Regions from separate parts of the Mus musculus genome. Here region 1 is linked to region 2. Evidence: chromatin loops called from intact Hi-C (ENCODE). Cell type or tissue: left cerebral cortex. All regions are shown on one strand.

Evidence for each region. Peaks named below come from ENCODE experiments on the same cell type or tissue, not always from the same donor. Only the 100,000 strongest peaks of a DNase experiment are listed, where the experiment ranks them.
Region 1: it touches region 2 in a loop (5-fold over the local background); 15 of 42 quality-filtered maps call a loop at or near these places.

The regions. Positions count from the first base shown.
Region 1 is chr11:104,285,644-104,293,643 of GRCm38, forward strand. It overlaps Mapt (microtubule-associated protein tau), which reads left to right. Exons shown (of 12, transcript NM_001038609.2): 3 at 1,480-1,566; 4 at 4,265-4,351. Among named protein-coding and RNA genes, the nearest start is that of Mapt, 58 kb to the left of the region's middle. In left cerebral cortex, a CTCF peak has its summit at 4,287; DNase peaks (open chromatin) are centred at 3,471, 3,840 and 4,257; H3K27ac peaks cover 2,378 bases.
Region 2 is chr11:104,227,678-104,235,677 of GRCm38, forward strand. It overlaps Mapt (microtubule-associated protein tau), which reads left to right and starts at 3,759. Exons shown (of 12, transcript NM_001038609.2): 1 at 3,759-3,930. In left cerebral cortex, CTCF peaks have their summits at 2,111, 2,938, 3,668 (motif pointing left), 4,808 and 1 weaker place; DNase peaks (open chromatin) are centred at 2,071, 2,981, 3,721, 4,715 and 2 more places; H3K4me3 peaks cover 4,968 bases; H3K27ac peaks cover 4,920 bases.

The sequences.
Region 1 (8,000 bases), 58 kb after region 2:
AAGAGACACCATGACCACAGCAACTCTTATAAAAGAAAGCATTTAACTAGGATTGACAGTTCAGAGGTTTTTAGTCCATTGTTATCATGGCAGGAAACAAGGTGGCACGCAGGTAGACGTGGTGATGGAGAGGTAGCTGAGATTTCTACATCTGGATCAGAAAGTAGAAAAAAATGACAGTGACACACTGGCCAGGCCACAAAGCACACCCCACAATGACACACTTCCTCCAACAAAGCCACACTTACTCCAACAAGGCCACACCTCCTAATTATGCCACTCCCAATGGGGCCATTTTTATTCAAACCACCACAAGGGGTATTAAAGTGTTATGGAGCATGGGGTGATACTGGACTTAACCCCATGGCCAGAGCATTTGTTCCTCTGTTACAATGGGCAGCTGGCTCTTAGAGCCTCTGGAGAGTCCCAGCCAACATCTGCACCATAACAAAGAATAAAGAAAAAAGAACCACATGTATTCCTATTGATACACAGAGCTACCCTAAAAACTCTTCAACCATGATGTCTTATTTAGGGTTTCCTTAGTTGTGAAGAGATACCATGACCAAGGCAACTCTTAGGACAGCATTTAATTGGGGCTGGCTTACAGGTTCTGAGGTTAATTGGGGCTGATTTACAGGTTCAGAGGTTCAGTCCATTATCATCATGGTGAATAGCATTGCAGCGTCCAGACAGTCACGGCTCTGGAGTAGCTCAGAGTTCTACATCTTGTTCCAAAGGCAGCTAGGAGTAAGATCTCTAAGCTCTTCCCCACAGTGGCATACTTCCTCCAACAAGGCCACACCTCCTAACAGCCACTCCCTGGACCAAGCAAATTCAAAGCACCACACAAGGTGAAGTAAACACCACCAGAATGGCCACCTCCCATGATGAGTCTTACGTGCTGGACAAAGAGCATTATCCCCGCTTCGAGCACAGCCATGCTAACGAAAGCCTAGGGGAGTCAGCAAAGAAAATCCTTCAGCCATTAATGCGTTCCCTGAGCTGAACAATGAGGAGCTGTGACCTGAAGGTGGAGCGGCCACTGGGAAGACCAGAGAGGGCTTTCTGCTCAAGCAGGAGCAGGCTTTCCAGATACATTGTCAGGTTGTCAATATAAGGGCTTTGCTTCCGTTGAACCTGGGTGATTAAAAGGTATATCTTCACACACCAGGAGGTGGTGTTATACACCTTTAATCCCTGCACTCAGGAGGCAGAGGCAAGCCAATCTCTGTGAGTTCGGGGCCAGTATGGTCTAAAGAGTGAGTTCCAGGATAGCCAGGTCTGCATAGAGAAACCCTGTCTCACCCACATTCTCATCCAAGAACCCCAAGAGTGGAACATGGTTGTGTAAGGGGCACTGGTCCCTTCCTGGTTTGATCATCGGGCTACAGTGTCCACACTAAAGAGATTACAGCTCAATAGGACACAGTTCTCAGGTTCCTCTTGAGGTCTGAGGGCTCACTGTATATGTTCCAGAGTCTCCCCCACAGCCCCCCGCCGATGATGGAGCGGAGGAACCAGGGTCGGAGACCTCCGATGCTAAGAGCACTCCAACTGCTGAAGGTGGGGCCTCCCTACTCCCACCACTCCATTCATTCAGCTTACCTTGCTTTGAGCTTCCCCTCCCAACTCCACGCTACGCACTAGGGTTGCGGCTGCGCACTGTGTGCCACCCTCCCGGCTGCACTCGCTGCTTCCTATCCTGATGGCTGAGATGCGCTAGCCCGGTGCTTTGCAGGGTAGTGGGAGCGGGGACCTGCTTCTATGCCTGGCTCAACAGTGTGCGCCTTGAGCATCATTATCGTGCGTGTTGCCCTGAATGTTCCATGCTTGAAGAAGCTGGTCTGTGTAGCACAGCGAGGCTCACACACAGCTCAACAGGGTTCCCATCCTGAATCTGCTACCTTCCATGACCCCCTCAGAAGCCTCCACCTTACTTTTCTTTCAGGGATTCAAAGACCAGAATGCTCATTTGGCTGAGGAGGGGGCAGGTCAGAAGTCTCCCGCTCATCTGTTAGGAGCGGGTTTTGGTGTGGCATCTTCGTTTCTTGGGCTCTGGATTTTGGGCATGGAGTACGTTTCATCTCCTGTAATCTGTTCACTCCAGATATGTGGTGTCTAGGTTGTCGCAAAGCTCATTGTCTTTTTTCCTGAAATGCTCCCTGGTCGGCTGTCTTGCTTCCCAAGTGGGTTAGTTATAGTGCCACTGTTGGCTGCTGGAACCCAAAAGCTCTACCAACTGAAGAGGCTTTTTGCCTTGCAATCATAAGATACCCGGACATGGGCATAGCTCCCTAACGCCATGTATGCGCTTCTGTCTTTGTCTTCTGCCATCCTACGTGGTTGGACTGTTGCTTCATTGTTGAAGAATAGCTGCTGCGCTCCCAAACACTGTCATCTGCCTTGGAACAAGAACCATGGCTGGTGAGACAGCTCAGAGGATGAAGGCGTTTACCATGCAAGCCTGGGGACCCGAGTTCAATTCCCCAGAACCTTTGTAAAGGAGGAAGGACAGAACCGACTCTACAAAGTTGTCCTTTAAGTTCCCACACACTGTGATGGCATGTGCCCACAGAGATGTATTACACACGTGTTCCATAATAATGAATGAAAGACAGGCAGAGGTGGTGCACGCCTTTAATCCCAGCACTTGGGAGGCAGAGGCAGGCAGATTTCTGAGTTTGAGGCCAGCCTGGTCCACAGAGAGGGCTCCAGGACAGCCAGTGCTACACAGAGAAACCTGTCTCAAAAAAAAAAAAAAAAAAAGCAAATAATAAAAATAAGAATGAATGAAATTGAAATTAAAAACAAAAACAAAACAAACAAAAACAGTCACCAAAAGGACCCCGAAGAAGCCAATGTGTTGCCAAAACTAAATCAAGAGTTTTCTATTATAAGCTCCTCCTGGATGTTTTCATTTTCATTCACTGGCCAGAACTGGCTCTCTGGCCACCGTGGGCTGCATGGCTGTCCCCACCTTGCTTTTGGATCCATTGAGTAGAAGAAATCAAGGAAAAGGGACATGGAGAATGGCTTTTAACTAATCGTCCATAGCTCCTCCAGCCTTCCAAGGAGGTTGGAGCTTCCACTCTGAGCCCTTTCTGCATCCCTGAACATGGCTTGGGCGTTCTGTTACAGAAAGAGAATTTGGCCAGGCCCTCTCCCGCAGCATCTGCCTTTGGATAAATCCAGAACATAGCTGTCAAGCTCCTGCCAATTGTTCGGCATGCTGGCCCATCCCCGGAGGATGCAGGTGGCATGGCCCTTAGCCTGGTGACAACCTCCTGGCTAGATTTCCTTTGCCCTTCTGAAAACCAGCGATGCAAGACACTTCCTGCTCATCCTGTTAGAACAGGTCTGCAAGCTGTCTGCCACCCTGAGAAAGCCTTGGAGCCAAAGCTGGGGCAGGCTTCCCAAACGTGGCTTTCACTGCTCTGTCACCATTGTCCAGGAAGAAACAACCCACTCATGCAGTCTGGACCTGTACATGCGTGGGCCCCCACATGCCTCACTCACCCTCAGGGAGGGAGGCAGCTGGGGCTGAGCTCAGCGAGCTGTTTTATCTGCACCAGACAGGATCATAAGGAAAATAGCCTTTGTGGACTAGCTGTGTGGAATTCTGGGAATCCCTTGAAACCGGCCACTCCTTGGGTGTGCCTCGCATACCTAGTAGAGAGGCTGGGGGTTCGGGAGGAGCTAAAGTGCTTGCTTTGAAAAGATGCCCCCAGGTCCTGGTCTGGGATCTCTTATCTCTTGCATCATCGAGGAAACTGGATCTGGCCTGGTTATTGCCACATAAGGAACTCTGGTGCCTTTTAATGAGATGTGAGGAGGTTGGGGGCAGGGAATTAGAAGTGGTAGAAGTTTTAAAGGTCACCTACAGATGGCACTCTTGTTCTACACTTGTGGAAACAAAGGCTAGGGTGACAAAAGGCTTACTCAAAGCCCCACAGGAAAGCGGCTCAGTCTATTTCTCAGCTTCCTCATATTGCCTGATGAGTCCCAGCTGCGGGGCCCCTGCATTGCAGTGAGGATCACACAGCTGACCCCCAGGAGTCAGGCTGTGTCCCTCGTCATCCTTACATGACCCCTGTAGGCTTTCCAGGCAGGGGGTCCTCCTGTTAGTGTGCTTCCTGGGGAGATGGGCAGGAAGGAGGACTGTGGCCCTGCTTTGAGCTGGCTTTTCTTGCATGTGGCTGGCAGGCCCCACTCCTTGCACTGCCCCTGCATAAGCAGAGGGGTGACTGTTGGTGGTTTCCAGACGTGACTGCGCCCCTAGTGGATGAGAGAGCTCCCGACAAGCAGGCCGCTGCCCAGCCCCACACGGAGATCCCAGAAGGAATTACAGGTGAGGGTGAGCCCCGGAGCTGCCTTGGACAGGTCACCCTCATAGTCGGGTGCAGCAGATGAGTAAGCCGCTCTGGCTTCTGGGGCTCCTGGCTATTTAGCAGTGGCGGCCTTGGAGTCTGACTGCCTCCCACAAGGCTACAGAGTCCTCTGATTCCTGCTGGCCCCCACCTCAGTCAGTGTGCCTATTAGAAAGGTTCTCAACAGAGTTCTCTGGGGAAGGTTTCCTGCCTTCTTCACATTTTCTCCAGGCCCAGCAATAGTAAGTAGCAGGTCACCTTTAGGGGACAGTTTACTCCCAGGAGCACCAAGCAGGCTACATCGACTACATAACTGAATCCTTCTGATGGTCTAATGGGATGGTGCTGTTGTTCGGAAATGTGACCTCACGTCCATCTTTCGGGTTCGGTCTATGTAGTCTGCTCTACCAATGTGGGTGACAAGGAATTAGGCAGCGAAGCAGCAAAAAGAATCCTGGGCTCGGACGCTCAGTCCTTCGTAAGTCATCCTGCAGGGACGGAGGGCTAGGCAAGAAATCATCATAGCCCAGAGCCTGGTACCTTCCCTTTGTGCTGTCCTCCATGGCCTCAGGGAGAACTCCAGCAGTTAGCAGGATGAACCCAAGTTGCCCAGTTAGCTACCGAGACATGCCTGATCTCACCGTGGCAGAGATGGGAAGACCCCTTGCTGAGGAGTGCCTCTCTGCAACTATGCCAGTCACTCCTCCTCCTTACAGTGATCCAATGTCTGACTAAGGCAACTCTAGGGTCTGTTAGGGCTCGTCGTGGTTTTAGGGGATAGACTCCATGTGACAGGTGGCGGCACGGTGGCGGTCACACTGCATCTGCAGTTAGGAAGCAGACAGCAGCGAATGCTGGTGCTTAGCTGGCTTTCTCCTTTTTCCCCAGGACCCCAGCCCATGGGATGGTGACACCCATATTCAGGGTAGGTTTTCCCTGCTCAGTTAAACCTTTCTGTGAATACCCCCGGAAGATGCGCCCAGGGGTGTGTCTCCTAGGTGGTTCCAAGTCTAGCAAGTTGACAATGAAGAGTGAGCACCCTAGGAGCCTATAGCCAGCCTTCTCTCGCACACCCATGGAGAATGCCCACTACAGAGCCACCCCGGCTTTCAAAATGTGTTTCTGCTTTGCAAAGTGATTGACTGGCAGTAGTGGCTTCTGAGACAGAAGGGGTTAGATGTTCTTAAATCCTGGCCAGGCCTCAGCCTTGCTCATGAAGGATGCTTGAAGGTCACAGACACCTTACGGGGGTGAAGTCATGGGTCATATGATACTTTTTGTCTCTGGCTATTCTTTCAAAGGTTTTTTGTTTTTGTTTTTTTTTTTAGATTCATTTATTTTATGTATGTGAGTACACTGTCACCGACTTCAGACACACCAGAAAAGAGAATCAGATCCCATTACAGATGGTCATGAGCCACCATGTGGGGGCTGGGAATTGAACTCAGGACCTCTGCATGAGCAGTCTGTGCTCTTAGCCACTAAGCCATATCTCTACATCAAAGTTTTGTCATTGAAGAAGTTTGTCCTCCGTTTAGGATGAAAGCTGTAGACTTTCCCACCACTCCTGGGTAATCAGAAATGCTTTATAGTCTTTCTGGTCTCAAAACAGGCCACAAAGGCCAGGACACAGCTCACTTAGTTGGTGGACTGCCTGGTTTAGCATACGTGATTCCCAGGGCATCCCCCACCATGCTATAGATTGAGTGTGATGATGGAGAAGGAAGCCTCACAGCTTATAAACACTCATCTGAATGGCCAGTCAGATGTGACAGTCAGGCCCACAGCCTTGTTCTAAACCAGCCGCTGCTCTGAGCTAGTGCGGGGCAGGTGGGTAGGAGGGGACAGTGGCATCTCTGCAGGAGCTTAGAGGCCACCTTTTCCCATGGAACATCTCCTGAGTGCCCAGACACCTGACAGAGATGACTCAGTGAGGAAAGCTTTGTTTTGGCTCATGGGCTCCTGTGTCCTCCTTGGACAGAGCATTGCCTGTGGTGGAGGAAGCTCTTCTTGGTAGATAGAGAGCCCAAAGGAGTGTAGCTTTGGGTGTGATTTCTCCTTCCTTCCTCTGCGTTCCGTACTGCCTTAACCCCCAGCCCATGGGATGGTACCACCCACATTCAAGGCAGGTCTTCCCTTCAGCTAATCCTATCTGTATGTATCTTCAAACACAGCCACAAATGGACCACAACAGCCCCTGGGTGGTTCTAGATCTAGGCAAGTTGACCATGAAGATTAGCTACCACAGAGACCATTCTTGAATCCTTCCATGCTCTCCCCACTTCAGCTCCTAGCTCCTACTTCCGTAAAGATGGATTCCTCTGTGTCAGATTCTGGCGGATGCGTCCTCCTTCTTCTCAGGGACCCAGCTACTGCATCACCTCTGTGAAAGACAACTCGTTCTCACTAGTGGCCCGTTAAGCAGGATCTAAGATGCTCAGTGCCCACAATTCCGTGGTGAAGATGTCAGCATCCTTGGCTGCACAGCCTGCTGGCAGACTTACAATGCACCTTTGCTCAGTCACCCTAGAAGGGCCAGCCCTTCCCATATCCTGTTGTGTCCCCTGACTGCCATTCAGCAGATCCCAAGCCGGAGAGAACAGAAGCCAAGTGTCTTTCTCTGGGTGGTGCATTCAAGACCACGGGGTGAAGCTACGCATGCCTGTTATCCTAGCATTTGGTAGGCTAAGCTGGAAAGATCAAGAGTTCAAGGCCTGCTGAGTTACACAGTGAGTGCAAAGCCAGTATGGGCTGCATAGCAAGACTCTAGGGTGCCACTCCAGCCCCAGGCCGCTCACCTCTGGGTGGGTTTAGAGTTGATAAGGTTCCCAGCTGTTGATGGAGTTAGGGCCTCACCTTGTGCTTTCTTGAGCACATGTTTGCTGCTTCTTGGGTGCTCAGTAAAGCTGCCCAAGGATGCTGTGTGACTCTCTACCTTTGGGAGGCCTGTCTCCCTAGAGAGCAGGGAACCTTGTGCCTCCCTGGGAACATTCAAAGCCAGTAGAGATACCAACTCCTGCAGTGCCTTCTGCCCTGCCCCTTGAGATTTATGATTTCCTCATGCCCCTTGCTGAGCTCAGACATGATACCATCCCCCATCCCCCCCCACATCAGGGGCAGGATATCACACTACTGCACTAGCATGGGAAGATGGATAGACTCTCTTAGCACCAGGGCGGTCACTGGTGGAGTCCGGGAATGCCTCTATCTCTACTAAGGACTCCGTGACTGCTTCGTTGGGTTTGCTGTCCCTCTGAGTCTGTCTTCCATTTCCTTAATCTTACTCCGACCAGATCCATTGTTGGACTTTGCCTTCCAGGCAGTTGACACAGTGTGTGGCCAGTACTGTGTTATCTGACAAGGAACTGTCACATACACCCATAAAAAGCAGCACAAAAGACCTAGAAGTGTCTGAGCTGATAACCCGTCGGGTGGAGAGCGTCTAAATTCACTTCCTGTGGCCACACCCTCAGACGGCCATCTGGCTACCCTTGACAAGTAGTGACTCGGGCTCTTTCCTTGTGCCGGCCTTGGGAAGGGTGCTGGTTTGTAGAGACTGACCACCTCGGTCTAGAGACAAGGCAGGTGGCCCAGCTGGCACTGTGTGAAATGCTTCTGAAGGCAGCAGCC
Region 2 (8,000 bases):
CATAAAGCAGACCCTGGTGCTTACTGAAGTGCTTTATCCTCTTCTTTCAGAACCCACATCTCCCCTTCAGTTATTGATTTGGGGGGCAGGTTTTGGTTTTTCGAGATATGGTTTCTCTGTGTAGCTCTGGCTGTCCTGGAACTCACTTTGTAGACCAGGCTGGCCTCGAACTCAGAAATCCGCCTGCCTCTGCCTCCCAAGTGCTGGGATTAAAGGCGTGCGCCACCACGCCTGACTACATTTATTGATCTTTCAGTGGGAGATCACTGACTAAAGGAAGCCTCTTGAACAACCAGCACTTCCCTCACATGGTCCTCCCCCTCCTGCAGATGGACCCCTAAATGGTAATCTAGCCTCATCTCCCCAAAGAACATGGACCTAAGAAATGGCAGCGCCACAAAATGGAAGGCGCCTGGTCCCATAATCTCCCAGGGAAGGTTGTTTCCCAACCTGGAATACCTCCCTGTACTGCTGCAATCAGGTTAAAGCCATCACAGGTAGGATCCGTTTGTTCCAATGCAGCAGCTTATTTTGGAAATACATTTGGTGGCAGACCATCCAGACTCTATCGATCTGGGCTCTGACTCCATCGGAGACTATTCAATAAAGGACTTGAAGTCTGAAGAAGGTAATGAATTTGTCTAACCCCACACACGAAGGCTAAAATCGGACCCACGGCCTGCTACCTCTGTCGGTTTCCATTCCCTTGTGCCAAGCTGCCTTCTATGGTCCTCTTTGTGTGGGCTCGTGCTGGACCCACGAGGCCATGAGCTTTCTATTTCAGCAAGAGGGAGGGGCAGAGGGATGAGAGGGGATACACTTTCTAGGCCTGCATTAGTGAGCCATTAGCTACCCACAGTGATCAAATTATCTGGAATGAACACTCAACTCCACATCGCATACATTTAAAGGACAGATTTGCTTAAGACTCACCCTAGCATTCATTAACTCCATTTAGTGTAGGCAAATGTGACCATTCAGTATCAGGGGACTGCAGGGTCATTAGGTCCTTGGCAGTTTTCAATCATACTCTATATTAGGGGCTCATAAGGATAAACTTAAATGAGGAGTGTCACTCTGATGATTACTAATGACATATATTAAGAAGGTAAAGTGTAACAAAAGCATTGACCTTGAAAATGATGGTGACATAAATACAATTTATCATTTAGTGAGTGCAATTTGTTACTGTATAAGAAACACACACACATACACTTATTAAATTGTCATAGTCAGCTTTATCAGGCTAACAACCAGCTCCCAAAATCTTTGGCGGCTCCTGCAATAAATTAAATTTTTCCCTCATGGTGTATATACTTCCTTAAGCCTTTTACTCCAGAATCTGGGCTTCGGGAGCAGCACATGGCAGTATGTCTTTCTGGTAGTGGAAAGCAGAGTCAAAGATACAAACTTGCAATGTCTTAAGTTTCTGTTTGGACATGTGTGCATCACATAGCTGGTATCAGGCAAGGGTGCTCAATACCCACACAGGGTAAAGACAACTATTGGAGACAATAATAAGGTGCCAACATGGAAAGATAAATATAAACTCTTCTCCTCTCCTCAGGAATAATATAGCTAAGTGCCTTGTAGAGACTGGAAATATCAGTTCTACTTGCAGTGAGCGGAGAAGGCTTTGGTAAAGTCTAACCTTGAGTTTGAAGCTTAGGTAGGGTATTCATGGGCAGGACTAAGAGCCAGGACCTTGTAGGCAAAGGGAAGCCCCAGAGTACAAAGGTGGAAAGGAGATTTAGTGGAGTGGCCTCAGTGGCCTCAGTCACAGAGCAGAATGGAGGGGAGGTCTGATCAAGGCAGGAGGACCAGATGCTAGGCCAAAGAGTTTAAGTGCACCTGTTGAAAGCCGGTAGACATCTTTGAGCAAGAGACTGCCGTGACTGAAAGGACTATGTCTGAAAATTGATCTGACCAGGAGCACAGCTGGCCTGAAAGAGGAGCAGGAAGACTACTAAGTTCCTAGATGTCCAGAACCGATGCAGAAGTCTTGAAGCAGGCATGCTGTTTGTGGTTAGAAGAATAGCAAGGCAAGACCTAGAAATTCAGAGCCTCTGTGGCTGGTGAGATAGCAAGCGTTCAATTCTCAGCAACCACATGGTGGCTCACAACCATCTGTAATGGGATCCGATACCCTCTCTGGTATGTGTGAAGACAGCTACAGCGTACTTGTATACATAAAATAAATAAGTAATTCTTTTAAAAAGAAAGTAAAAAGAAATTAGCCCCATTTGCGTCATTCCAGAATAATTCAGTAATTAAGCTCATATGGGAAAAAATGTTTGTGGTGCTAGAAAACTGAACCCAAAGTTATCTCAAAATTTTATTTTGGGGGCTGGAGAGGTGGCTCAGGGGTTAAGAGCACTGACTGCTCTTCTGAAGGTCCTGAGTTCAGATCCCAGCAACCACATGGTGGCTCACAACCATCCACCCCCCCAGCCCAGAAGTGTGTTTGTTTGTTTGTTTGTTGACTCACTTTCACCCTGTAATACAATTCAGGCTGGCTTGGATTCTGCTATATAGCCCAGGCTGATCTTGAACAAGTCTCAGCCTATCTGAATGCTGGGATTACAGATGTGAGCCAACACACCGAGCAGGTACAACGTTGGAGTTTTAGAAACAACTGCTGGGATAGCAGTGCACACCTTTAATCTCAGCACTCTAGAGGCAGAGGCAGGCAGGGGATCTCTGTGAGCTCCAAGCCAGCCAGGGCAACATAGTGAGAACCTGCCTTGAAAAATAAAGAAAAAACGGCATGCAAATGAAAGCTTCAAGACAAGTTTTCGCCTCTTTGGCAAGAAGTAGGTGCCTGTCTCTCTTCCTTGCATTTGAACAGGCTCCAGCTGTCCAAGAGAATTGAGCTTTGGGGAGGTAAGATATTAAGCTAAAGCCACAGCCCACGCCTACGTAGCTGGAAGGAGAACTAATGACCAATTTCAACCGGAAGCTTGACATCCAGCAGGTGGCCATCTCCAGCAGGCACCTTAAAAATTCAGCTCTCACGCTGTACAAAGGTGTTTCAATAAACGAGATAAAAATAACTCTGTGAAAATGCCTTGCAGTGTGTGTGGTAAGCATCATTAGAACTTACCTATTTAAAGATTTTTCTTCGCTAGGGTCACAGTCAAGATACCTAATGGGTTTGAATGCTCCTTGATTTAAAAACAATTGTTTTTCCACGAAAACGCTAAAGTGTATTACGGTCAAGTTAATCTGTTTCGAGAAGATTTGTCAAGGAAATCATTCACTTTGGCCATTAACAAAAACAGGTGGAAAGAAAGCAAGCGAACAGCTGGCCCTGGAAATAGAAAGTGCGCTCTATCTGGAGGGCCACATTTTAGGAGACTCGGGGAGCCTGTAGCACTTGGGGTTCACGGTGTACCGCCTGGAGAGCCAGCGAGGGTGAACTGAAAAGCGGACGATGACCGACACACCGCTCTGCCTGGACCCCGCGGGGACCGAGGGAGGGGACCCCTGGACTAGACAAAGGCTGCAGCCCCGGGAGGCCGGGTGCGCGTGCGCCACGGAATGCGCGTGCGCGCGGCGGTCAGCACCGCGGCCCGAGGCGTGGCGGGACCCGGGGAGGGAAGCGCGGAGAGGGGCGAGCCGAGCGGCGCGGAGAGAGGAGGGTTGAGGGGCGCTCGCGTGCGCCCCCTAGCGGTCGGAAGGGGAGGTGCCCGCCCAGGCCTCGCTGCCCGCCCCTCCCCTAGGGAGGTTCGCGCTCCCGTGGCTCGCGCCTGCGCTGCCCGCCGGCCTCCAGAACGCGCTTTCTCGGCCGCGCGCGCTCTCAGTCTCCGCCACCCACCAGCTCCAGCACCAGCAGCAGCGCCGCCGCCACCGCCCACCTTCTGCCGCCGCCGCCACAACCACCTTCTCCTCCGCTGTCCTCTTCTGTCCTCGCCTTCTGTCGATTATCAGGTAAGCGCCGCAGCTCTGAAATCCAGTCCCCTCTGGCCCTGTGCGCCGTCCTCCTGCCACCCCTCGCCCCAGAGATGGATTTAGGGAGCTGGGCATCAATCAGGCGCAACGGCGGGGGCCTCTCTGCGCCCTAGGCGCTGGGGAGCTGGGAAGGAACGCGTGCAAGAGATGCACGCACGCGAGCGAATGCGTGTATCTATGAGTGCTGGGGTCCCCACTATCGGCTCCGCGCAAATGAGGGGGGCTGTGCCCGCAGGGTGGGGCGCGGATGACGGTGACCTAGGGAAGGGGTTGTTCTGTAATCTGGATCTCAGCCTTTTGCCGCAATGGGCGTGGGTCTGTGAGTGTGCATGGGGGTCCAACGACGACCCCCGAAACAGAACCTGAAATCGGATTTCTCTGCTCCTGATTGCCATCAGCCCTAAGGAAGGTGTGGATCGGGTTCTAGAAAAGATGACTGCCTTCATGTCTCTCCACCTCCCTGACAGCGATTCTGACACGGCCTTCACTGGCCCTGATTTAAGGCGGTGGCCCGCCCCCTCCCCTTTTCCTCCTTCAGAAGCCGGCAGGGGACATTTGGGGGCTGGGAGGAATCCGGAGGATGGGGAGGGGTCCAGGCGCTGTCACGTTAGTCGCCCTTCCCCCTGCGCGCGCTTGGTACAGTGACAGGGGCAGCGCCGTGCCCGAGAGAAGGTAGTGCGCGGATCCCAATGTGGGAGCTCGAAGAGTCAGGGGTCACCTGGCCTCGCGGTGTCAGCGGGCTGGCTGGCAGCGGCTCCCCGCTCGAGGGCGCGCAGCGTTGCAGCCAGGCACAGACCCACGCGAGGGCTGCAGGTGCATTTCGGGGCGCGTTTCTTTCTCTGCGTTCTGCGCCGGGCTCCCGGCATGTGCGCTCCCTGCCGGAGGCGCGGGCTGGCGCGCAGGGCTCGCCCCTCACTGCGGCAGTGGGTGTGGACCTGGGTGGGCGAGGAGGGGGGAGTACGATGTGTCTCCTCCCGCTGCCACCCCTCTCCGTTTTTTCCCCCCTCTCTGAACGCGAGGTGCCATCTTTTTGCGGCGAGTCACGTCTCTATCGTAGCATGCCAAGAGCTGTGGCCAGGCTTTGGAGGACCCGGCTTGGACCCATGTTAAAGAACAGGGGGTGATGAACACGGAAGCCTTGGCGTTTTGCCTCTGCAGCGGTGCGCACCAGAGCGTTCACCTGAGGTCGTCTAGGGGAGCTCGCTGCTTTGTTCGTCGTGTGATTTAGGATCTGCGCTCCCAGCCCTGGTTTTTTGGGGGAGTGTGCGGGGGGAGGCGGGAAGCTTTCATTCGACGAGGATATTTGCCTACGCACTCGGAGCAGCTCCATCCTTTTTTCGCCACTCTTTTCAGACCCTTTGTTGGATCTACAGACTTGCGGCAGCCCACTCCCCAGTTCGACCCAGAGCCACATGGGTGGGATTCGAGATAGACTCTCGTGTGCAGGAGCCCTCAGAGGAAGCACATCCCTCCCCACACCCAGGCCATCCTGAGGACCACACCCCACTTGTGTTTCACTGCTAGGGGAGCCAGATAACCCTCGGGAATGGGGAGATTCGGCAAGCTCAACTCCGCATCCCCACCACCACCACCACCGTTGAACCCTGTTGCCTCTCCCGGTGGGAGAGTGTGAGGAGAGGGTATGAGATCCCCTGGGATACTGCGGCCACACCCATCCCTCCCAACCCAAGGAGAGAGGGTTAAGGGTTGCCATAGGAACCACACCAGCCAGAGGAGGAACCTCTGGGCGTTACCTCACCCCCTACCTCCCACCCCCTACCTCCCACCCCCCCCCTTACTCCGCGGAGATTTAGAATCCTGGGGTAGTCTGATAGTGCCTGGAAGACACGAGGAAGGGGCCCCTCATCCCTGATGCGAGCATCATTCTCTTGGCACTGGCAACCATAGCCATCCAGAGAGAGAGAGAGAGAGATGCCTCTAATGTATTTTATTATAAGCGTGCTGACTGATATTATTTTATTAATATCATTTAAATGAGGGACTTTCATTTTTAAAAAAATCCACATCTACAACAGCCCTTGAAACCAGAGAGGGATAGAAAGCTAAGAGGTCCCAGCCTCCCCACCGTACAGTAAGCTCGGTCTTCGAGGTTTTCTGGTTAATTTTACCGCTGAATACTGGTGCGGGTAAGCAGTTTTGAGACCGATGGATGAGCTTCTTAAGGGCCGAATTGCCCACGTCGACTGCTCACTCAGATTGATGTAGGCTGGGGGTGGAACGCCCTCTCCCGATCAAACCGCGGCCTGAGGCTGTGGCATCGTGGCCGGGCCCGCCTGGCAGAAATTTCGCGAGCATCTGAAAGATAGGTTCAAATACTACCCATCCCTCGCCACACGACGGGCTGCTGGGAACAGGATTCTTAAGCTAGAAGAAGCCAGGCTCTTGGGCTGGATGCGGAAAGGGGAAGGCTGGGAGGGGGGGCTGACTATAGCGGGCCCGTTGGGCAAAGGTGTCACAGCGGAAAAATCAGCGGGAGGGGGAGGAGACAGAACGTTTTACCCAGTGCAGAAACAAAGCTCAGATCACAGCGTCTTCGAACTCCCATTTTGCACTGTGTTGAGGGGTCGAGTGAGGTACTGTGCTGGCCAAGGCCCGTGTTGTTAATTAAAGATCGTGGGGGTTGCTGCTGAGTTTGAGAGACTCCATTCCTGGCTCTGCCCTTTAACAAGCCAGTTTCATTCACCTCAGAAGCTAGAAGTTTGTGCTGAAGCCAGAGCTGTGGAGCGCTGAGCTAGGCTCATCCGAAAGGGTTCAAGAGCCAAGATTTCACCCACCAACCTCCGCGGGTGTGTGCTCCCTTTTATGTCCGGGAGGCCCTATTTATCCTCTAGTGTTCAAGAAATTGTAATCCCAAGTCTTTTTTTCCGGCTGGTTAGCATTGGGTGTATGACAGGGTCAGAGACAAACTAACCAGGCCATTTTCGGCTCAGTCCCCGGGCTCCACAAGACTGCCCAAAATTTTCACGGATCCTACGCCACCCATTCAACTGTCAGGTCTCATAGCAGAAAAAGAAGTATGAAGCCATGGTAGGTTAATTCGGTGGTTACAATTCTGAGATGTCATCTGGGGTTCAATGATACTGCTTGTGTTTGCCACATAAGAATTGCTTGCCCACTCGCCATTTGCAAAGCTTCTCTAAACAAATGGCTGTCCAGATAATTTGTGTGCCCATTCCTCCCCCAGCTGCCAGGCCGGGTGTAATGACTGCTGATCTGTTCTGGACAGTTTGCCTCACCAGCAGATGTGTATGATATAGTACCCTAGCTTGGCTTTGCGGTTCACCTTCGGATGGTTTGAATATTTCTTAGCTTGGCTGGGTGGTTTGTTTGTTTTTTTTAAAGATGAATGACAGCCCACGGTGTGCCTCTTTGCCCTCTGCACAGACCCTGTCTGTCTACACAATTGTGTGTTGGTGGAAGGGTGTGGCTTTTAAGTGGCTTCTAGTGTCAGGCTCCGTTCCCCAGAGAGGAACAAAGGAAGCAGAGAGAGTGCCCAGGAATTGCAAGAAGAAAACTTGGTTGGATTGAGTTAAGGTCAGGCTTGCTCGTTGAGAACATGAGCCCTTGTACAGAGCAAGCTCTCTGGCCCACTCGTCCTTGGAGGGCTGGGTCAGCCTGGGGATGCGATGGGGCTGGAGTGGAATTTCTGCAGACTGACTTCTCCTCCCCTTTAAACATCAACGTGTGCAGTTCATTTGTTGGAAATGTTAAGGACTTGTGTTGCATTCCGTCTCCCCTGAGCATACTGTATATGGCTCTTGTGAGTTCCTGGCTACGTGTATGAACATACATTGCTTTTTTTTTTTCAGTTGAATATATGAACCTTTCCCACTATGCCTTTTCTTATATTTATTTAGTTAAGTTCTTCCTTGGTCCCCTCTTGAAAATGAATCACTTCAAAAGAATGTTTTTAGATATCTAATATAGGGGCTAGATATAGAGTGGGTGTCTGGCCCACCATTGTTTGACAGATCCGTGGGTAAAATGGAGAGATACAGGTCAGGAGGGCATCCAAGAGAACATAGAGA